Regions from separate parts of the Homo sapiens genome. Here region 1 is linked to region 2. Evidence: read pairs that join two places in POLR2A ChIA-PET (ENCODE). Cell type or tissue: A673. All regions are shown on one strand. Each heading gives the region's core, and the rest is flanking DNA. Links, peaks and the distances in the headings are about the cores only. Region 1 has its middle 26 kb from the start of LINC02630. Region 2 has its middle 450 kb from the start of ANKRD30A.

Region 1 (2,919 bases), core at 281-2,780, 800 kb before region 2:
ATGTCATAAATTGAATTATGTTTTAGAAAGAGCTCTCTGGGCTGGTTGTCGTGGCTCACGCCTGTAATTCCAACACTTTGGGAGGCTGAGGTGGGAGGATTGATTGAGGTCAGGAGTTTGAGACCAGCCTGGGTAACATAGTGAGACCCCCAACTGTACAAAAATTTTTAAAGAAATAGCTGGGCATGGTGGCATGCACCTGTCCAGCTACTCAGGAAGCTGAGGTGGGAGGATTGCTTGTGCCGAGGAGTTCACGATGGCAGTGAGTGATGTTTGTGCCACTGCACTTCAGCCTGGGCAACAGAGTGAGACCCTGTCTCTAAATAAAAAAAAAAAGGTGGCAGGACAGTTTCCCCTCTAATTTACTACAAAATTCCAAACCTTTACCAGCTGAGAGACAATTACTACTACCTCAGGGTAGGAATTTGCATTTGCAAAGCCCCACACATGCGGTTTCCTGGGATCCCCAGAGGGACCCAGGAGGAAACAAGGGCACATGCTGTCATCTCACTTTCAAAAAATGAGAAAACTTGGTTGAGTGAGATATTCAGAGTCACAGGGCCAGTGAGTGTGCGGGAGAGCAATAAGCTCCGCCCTCTGGAGGGTCTCTACCCACAAGTGTTGCAGGTCAGTGTCTTGTTTTGGACCAGATTAAATGGGTTAAATTTGGGAGCACTTGGTAAAATGAGGAGAGACCCAACTTTTTTCCCTTGAAATCTGGTGACTGGTTCAGTAACAGGGAAGGGAAGAAGGAAGGAAGGAAGGAAGGAAGGAAGGAAGGAAGGAAGGAAGGAAGGAAGGAAGGAAGGAAAATGATATGCGAATAATCAGCCCACTGTCTCTGTCTGGTTCTCTGTGGTCAGTTTGTAGTAGGGTCTAGTTTGGTGTGGGTCACACCTTGGCAGGTCGGGAGACCTGTGCCCTGGGGGTGATCACAGATCAGTACATCTGGGAGTGAGGACTGCTCTCTGTACTATTTGTGTTTGTTGGGGCCAGCACGAAGAGGTTCATGAGATCCCATGGTGCTTTCTGCTTTGTCCCCACCGTTTTCATCCAGGTAAAATCAGATCCATGTGGGGAATGGAGGGGAAGGAGAATCGTAAAAGGCCAAGTGAAGTCTGAGGGCCAGAGGACGCAGGGGAAGGGAGTCTATAGACCCACACGTCTGCTTGTTTATTATAAAGTCATCCACGACATGCCTCTGACATGCCAGGCCTCGTACACAATCCCAGGATGCAGTGTGAGGCATGGCAAAGCCCTCCACTCCCCAGGACAGTCCTTAAGTCTTGAAGACAGACATGCAGGTAGACACATCTAAGGTGGGAAATTAAGAGTAGCATTTCCCTTGGATGGTGAGGAGCTTTGTGGGCTGGTTCAGAGCACAGTTTCCACGACCAGCTGGCTGGGAAGGCTGGTCTCTCCCCAGCTGTCTCCCTCAGCGGGGGATTCAAGGAAGGAGGCCAACTGTGGCTCTAAGCCAAAAATGGAGTGCCCGTTTTCTCAGAATCAGGCGTCAGCACTGGCAAAACTTCCCCAATGGTGACCAAAATTGCTCCCCTGGACGCATGTATTTTCTGCTTTTCTCTGTTTCAGGTAAGAAAGACTCAGAAAAGGGAGAGAAGACGGAGCCTGTCATGACACAGAGCCTCAGCAGAGGCTTGTCTCCAGCGTCAGGCACTGATGACATTCGCTGAGCCACAGCCCATGCCTGGAAGGTTTCCGACGTTCATATAGACCACAGACCTTCTCCAGAAGTCACCACCAACAGGGGCTACAAGATCACTGGCAAAGAAATATATCAGAGTGCCATTCTAACAAAATAGATTCTTAAAAAAACACGCTGTGACAGAGGCAGAGTAATTGTAAGAAGGGCATTGCAGGAATAATTTTATTGCCTCTGTACTGCTCCCCCCCCAAGAAAACCCCACATGTCTGTGAATATCTTTGCAACTTCCTATATAATTCTAGTAATTCTAATATAAGTATTTAATAGACAGTGCAGGTCATTGGAAATCTTCAAATTCCAGTTAATTTGGATACTGTACTAAACATGATTACTGTCCATGTGGCTTAGGCTTCAAGGGAGAAAACTAAATAATGGGATGTCATTTGATATGGTCTGGTTGTGTCCCCACCCAAATCTCATCTTGAATTGTAGCTCCCATAATTCCCACATGTCATGGGAGGACTCAGTGGGAGGTAATTGAATCATGGGGGTGGGTCTTTCCCAGGCTGTTCTTGTGATAGTGAATAAATCTCACGAGATCTGATGGTTTTATAAACGGGAGTTCCCCTGCACAAGCTCTCTTGCCTGCCACCATGTAAAACGTGACTTTGCTCCTCTTTTGCCTTGTGCCATGAGTATGAGGCCTCCCCAGCCATGTGGAGCTGTGAGTCCATTAAATCTCTTTCCTTTGTAAATTACCCAGTCTTGGGTATGTTTTTATTAGCAGCATGAGAACAGACTAATACATTGTGTATATAAAGAATATCAAACGTGTGATAAGAATGCATTTGATTAGTTGAAGAGAGAGCTCCTGGTGTTGGTTCAGTGAACAGTGCTGCTGACCTGCAGCCTCGGGGGGCTCAGGGAGAGAACAGGCCTTTCTGCCTCTGTGTGTCCCACAGACCTCAGCACCTACCCCATGCCCAGCCTGGACCCTGCAACTCAGTCAGGACCCTGCTTATCAATCCTGGGCACTTGCTAGGTTTTCTCTTCAGCTGCATGCAGTGCACAGTTAATTACTAAGATGAGAAAATGCCCCTTTCCACGGAAATTATGGAAATGCTATCAGACGTTAAGGATTAATGAGTATGAACAGGTGTGAGATTAGATGCAGCTGAAAAGAACTCGGCATGGTGGCTGGCTGCTTGTTACAGTCATTGTTAAAGCTGCCAAAACAAAACAAGAAATTCTAT
Region 2 (2,919 bases), core at 171-2,670:
GGGATTTTCTGCAACTATAACTTGTATTTTGTTTAACTTTTAGTAATTAAAATATATATTATAGTATACAAGGCAGACTTGTTCTTTAGGTTCTATTCATGGGCATTGAAAAAAATGGATCTATATCCATCTGACATTTTAATATTTACTAGATGAATTGTCTTGGTTCTTACCCATGAGGGGGAAAGAATGGAGAGAAATTAGAGATAGAGATTATATATATATATATATACATTCTCTTTGTATATATACAGACAGAGACAGACAGAGACAGAGGCTATAGGCTTAAGTGTTTTGGTTTAAGTGGCATAGTCCACTGATTGGATTTTCCACTGACTGACCCAGCCTGACCCTGTCCTTTGTCACATCACTATTATGGGCTGGAAAGGTCACTGCACTAGGATGTTTGAGTCTAACTTGGCCTCATATAAGGTGAGCACACTTAGAGAAATCAGTTAACTTCCTTGTCTCTTAGTTTTCCCAAGTTATTAATACAATAAATGAAACTAGATCTACTCAAGTTTTAATGGCTCTCCTCATATTTTTGAAAGTGAATTAGAATACACCCGGCCAGCTATGGGAGAAGTGGCATTTTTTGAAGGGAGGAACTGATAAAATATAGGCTGTCACTATTGGAGGGAGCCCTGGGGCTCATCTCATCCAACTCCCTTCTGGCAGGCTTGAGTGGTTTCTCCTGGCTAGCCAGCTCTCAGCAGACCTGGGCACTCTCTCTCTGGCTGTGACAACTTTCCAGTACCAAGAAGTAAAAGCACATGCCAAGGGGTATTCTGAGAAGCCAGAAATGAAAAGAGTAACTCAGATCATTTTTTCCATCTTAAAAAACAAAAGTTCTACCACATTCTGGCTTCTGTAACAATAGTCTCTTGCCACGAACCTGGGCAGTCTTATATAATGCATTACTATCACAAAACACAAGGTCTTTAAAACTCAATGAGCTGCAGTTTCTGTAATAATCCTTGTCTATCGATAATCAGCCTCATTAAAAACTTGACAAAATGAAATAATGAGTGCCAACTTCTTTCCGCTTTCTGGACACACCAAAGTGTAAAATTCAAATAGATTTTTGTCTGTAAGACGGTTACCACAAGATAATTTTATTGAATTCTACCTAAAAATAAAAATAGGGTGAGTCCTAACCACTCTTTTAAACTATATTTAACTGGAATTCCCTACAAGATTTTTAAAACTGTATTTTTAAACTATATAATCCAAAAGGTTTTGTGGGGGAAGTTAGTAAAAACACAAATTGATGTCCATTTCCTCCCATTTTCCATGTGCTTCCTTTGGTTAAATAAATATTCTAAAAGCATAAAATGCCTCATGTGTTGTGAAAACCTCTGAAAGGCCTCCATATGGTTTCTACTCAATTTCTCACTGGCAGATTTATAGTGGTGGCTGATGGGTGGATAAATCCTGCCTCAACCCAAAACTACTTGCCAGACTTGAATTTGATTGAAAAATGAAACATAACAAAAGCAAATGTATAACAAATATTTTCAGTCAGCAAACATGAGTTTCAACCCGGTTAACACCAGTGACCAATGCATTGGACCAGTTTGTCTCAAACATGCCCACAAGAAATGACCTGGGCGGAATGGCCATTTTGCATGCCAGGTTTTTCTCAAGTACCGTATTGCACCATAGGAACATTTGACCCCCTACTATTGCCATGAATAAACACCAGAAACTTAAGTGGAAAAAAATGCAGTGACCTGTCAAAAAAACTCAGCTTAATTTTTGGCAATTCACTGCATATCCTGGTTTGAATGAGTCCAGTTGGCACATTATATTGACAGTACTGCTGCCCCGAGAGGGTTTTATGGTCAGGGAGTGATTCACAGGACCACACAGCACCTCTGAAGATGGGATTGTTGTGATCTTAGGTGTCATCAAATATAGATCTGAACTTTAATAACAGAAATCTGTACCAAAATACATCAATGGAAATATCACATACGACATCCCTTAAAAGCAAACTCTATTGGCCGTGTGCGGTAGCTCACTCTTGCAATCCCAGCACTGTGGGAGGCCAAGGCAGGAAAATCACCTGAGGTCAGGAGTTCAAGACCAGCCTGGCCAACATGGCAAAACCCCGTCTCTACGAAAAAGTACAAAAAAATTAGCCGGGCATGGTGCTGTGTGCTTGTAATCGCAGCTACTCATGAGGCTGAGGCAGGAGAATCGCTTGAACCCAGGAGGTAGAGGTTGCAGTGAGCCGAAATTTCGCCACTACACTCCAGCCTGGGAGACAGAGCAGCAGGGCTCCGTCTCCAAAAAACAACCAAAAAAGCAAAGCTCTATTTAGCAAAGTCGGCTTGGTATGCTTTAGGTTTATAGGTTTACAAGAAATTGAAGGTGATGTTTATTTAGGCATGTAGCTGAGAAAATCTCGAAATACTGGAATTCATGAAATGTAGACATTTAGTCATACCATAGGCATCTTCTTAGTCCTTTGGAAATGTTTTGTCTTTATCACATATAAAAATGAACCTAGAGAACTGAAAATCATTTTTTTTTCCTCGATGGACAGAATAGGGGCTTCATCCTGGTTCATGTATTAATTCTTTCATTTCAGAAGCATTTATTGAAAACTTCCTTAAAACCAAAAGTTGTGACAGGTCTGGGAACACAAATATTTACTGTGCAGAAGTTAATTACAGCCTTCTAGTAAGAGAGGGAGAGACAGAGAGAGAGGGAGGCAGGGCATGGGATGGGGGAATTGAGTGATGGATTGAGAGGGGAATACCTTGCCGTTACACACAGAGGGGAAAATCTACACCCTGGGACATATCACTGTTGCTGCTACTTTATTTTAACAAGTGGTGGTAAATAATAGAGAAAAATATAAGTAATCTAAATTCAAATTCATTCATTTAATGGAGACATTGAGTTTTTTTT

What was found. ChIA-PET counts read pairs that join two places held together with the same protein. Peaks named below come from ENCODE experiments on the same cell type or tissue, not always from the same donor. Only the 100,000 strongest peaks of a DNase experiment are listed, where the experiment ranks them.
Region 1: POLR2A ChIA-PET joins it to region 2 with 8 read pairs; 2 of 35 experiments call an interaction of 5 or more read pairs at or near these places.

What each region holds. Positions count from the first base shown.
Region 1 is chr10:35,871,426-35,874,344 of GRCh38, forward strand. No RefSeq gene overlaps it. Among named protein-coding and RNA genes, the nearest start is that of LINC02630, 26 kb to the right of the region's middle. In A673, for the core only: no CTCF peak of the experiment used is centred there; a DNase peak (open chromatin) is centred at 1,436; H3K27ac peaks cover 1,161 bases.
Region 2 is chr10:36,669,445-36,672,363 of GRCh38, forward strand. No RefSeq gene overlaps it. Among named protein-coding and RNA genes, the nearest start is that of ANKRD30A, 450 kb to the right of the region's middle. In A673, for the core only: no CTCF peak of the experiment used is centred there; no DNase peak of the experiment used is centred there; H3K27ac peaks cover 1,436 bases.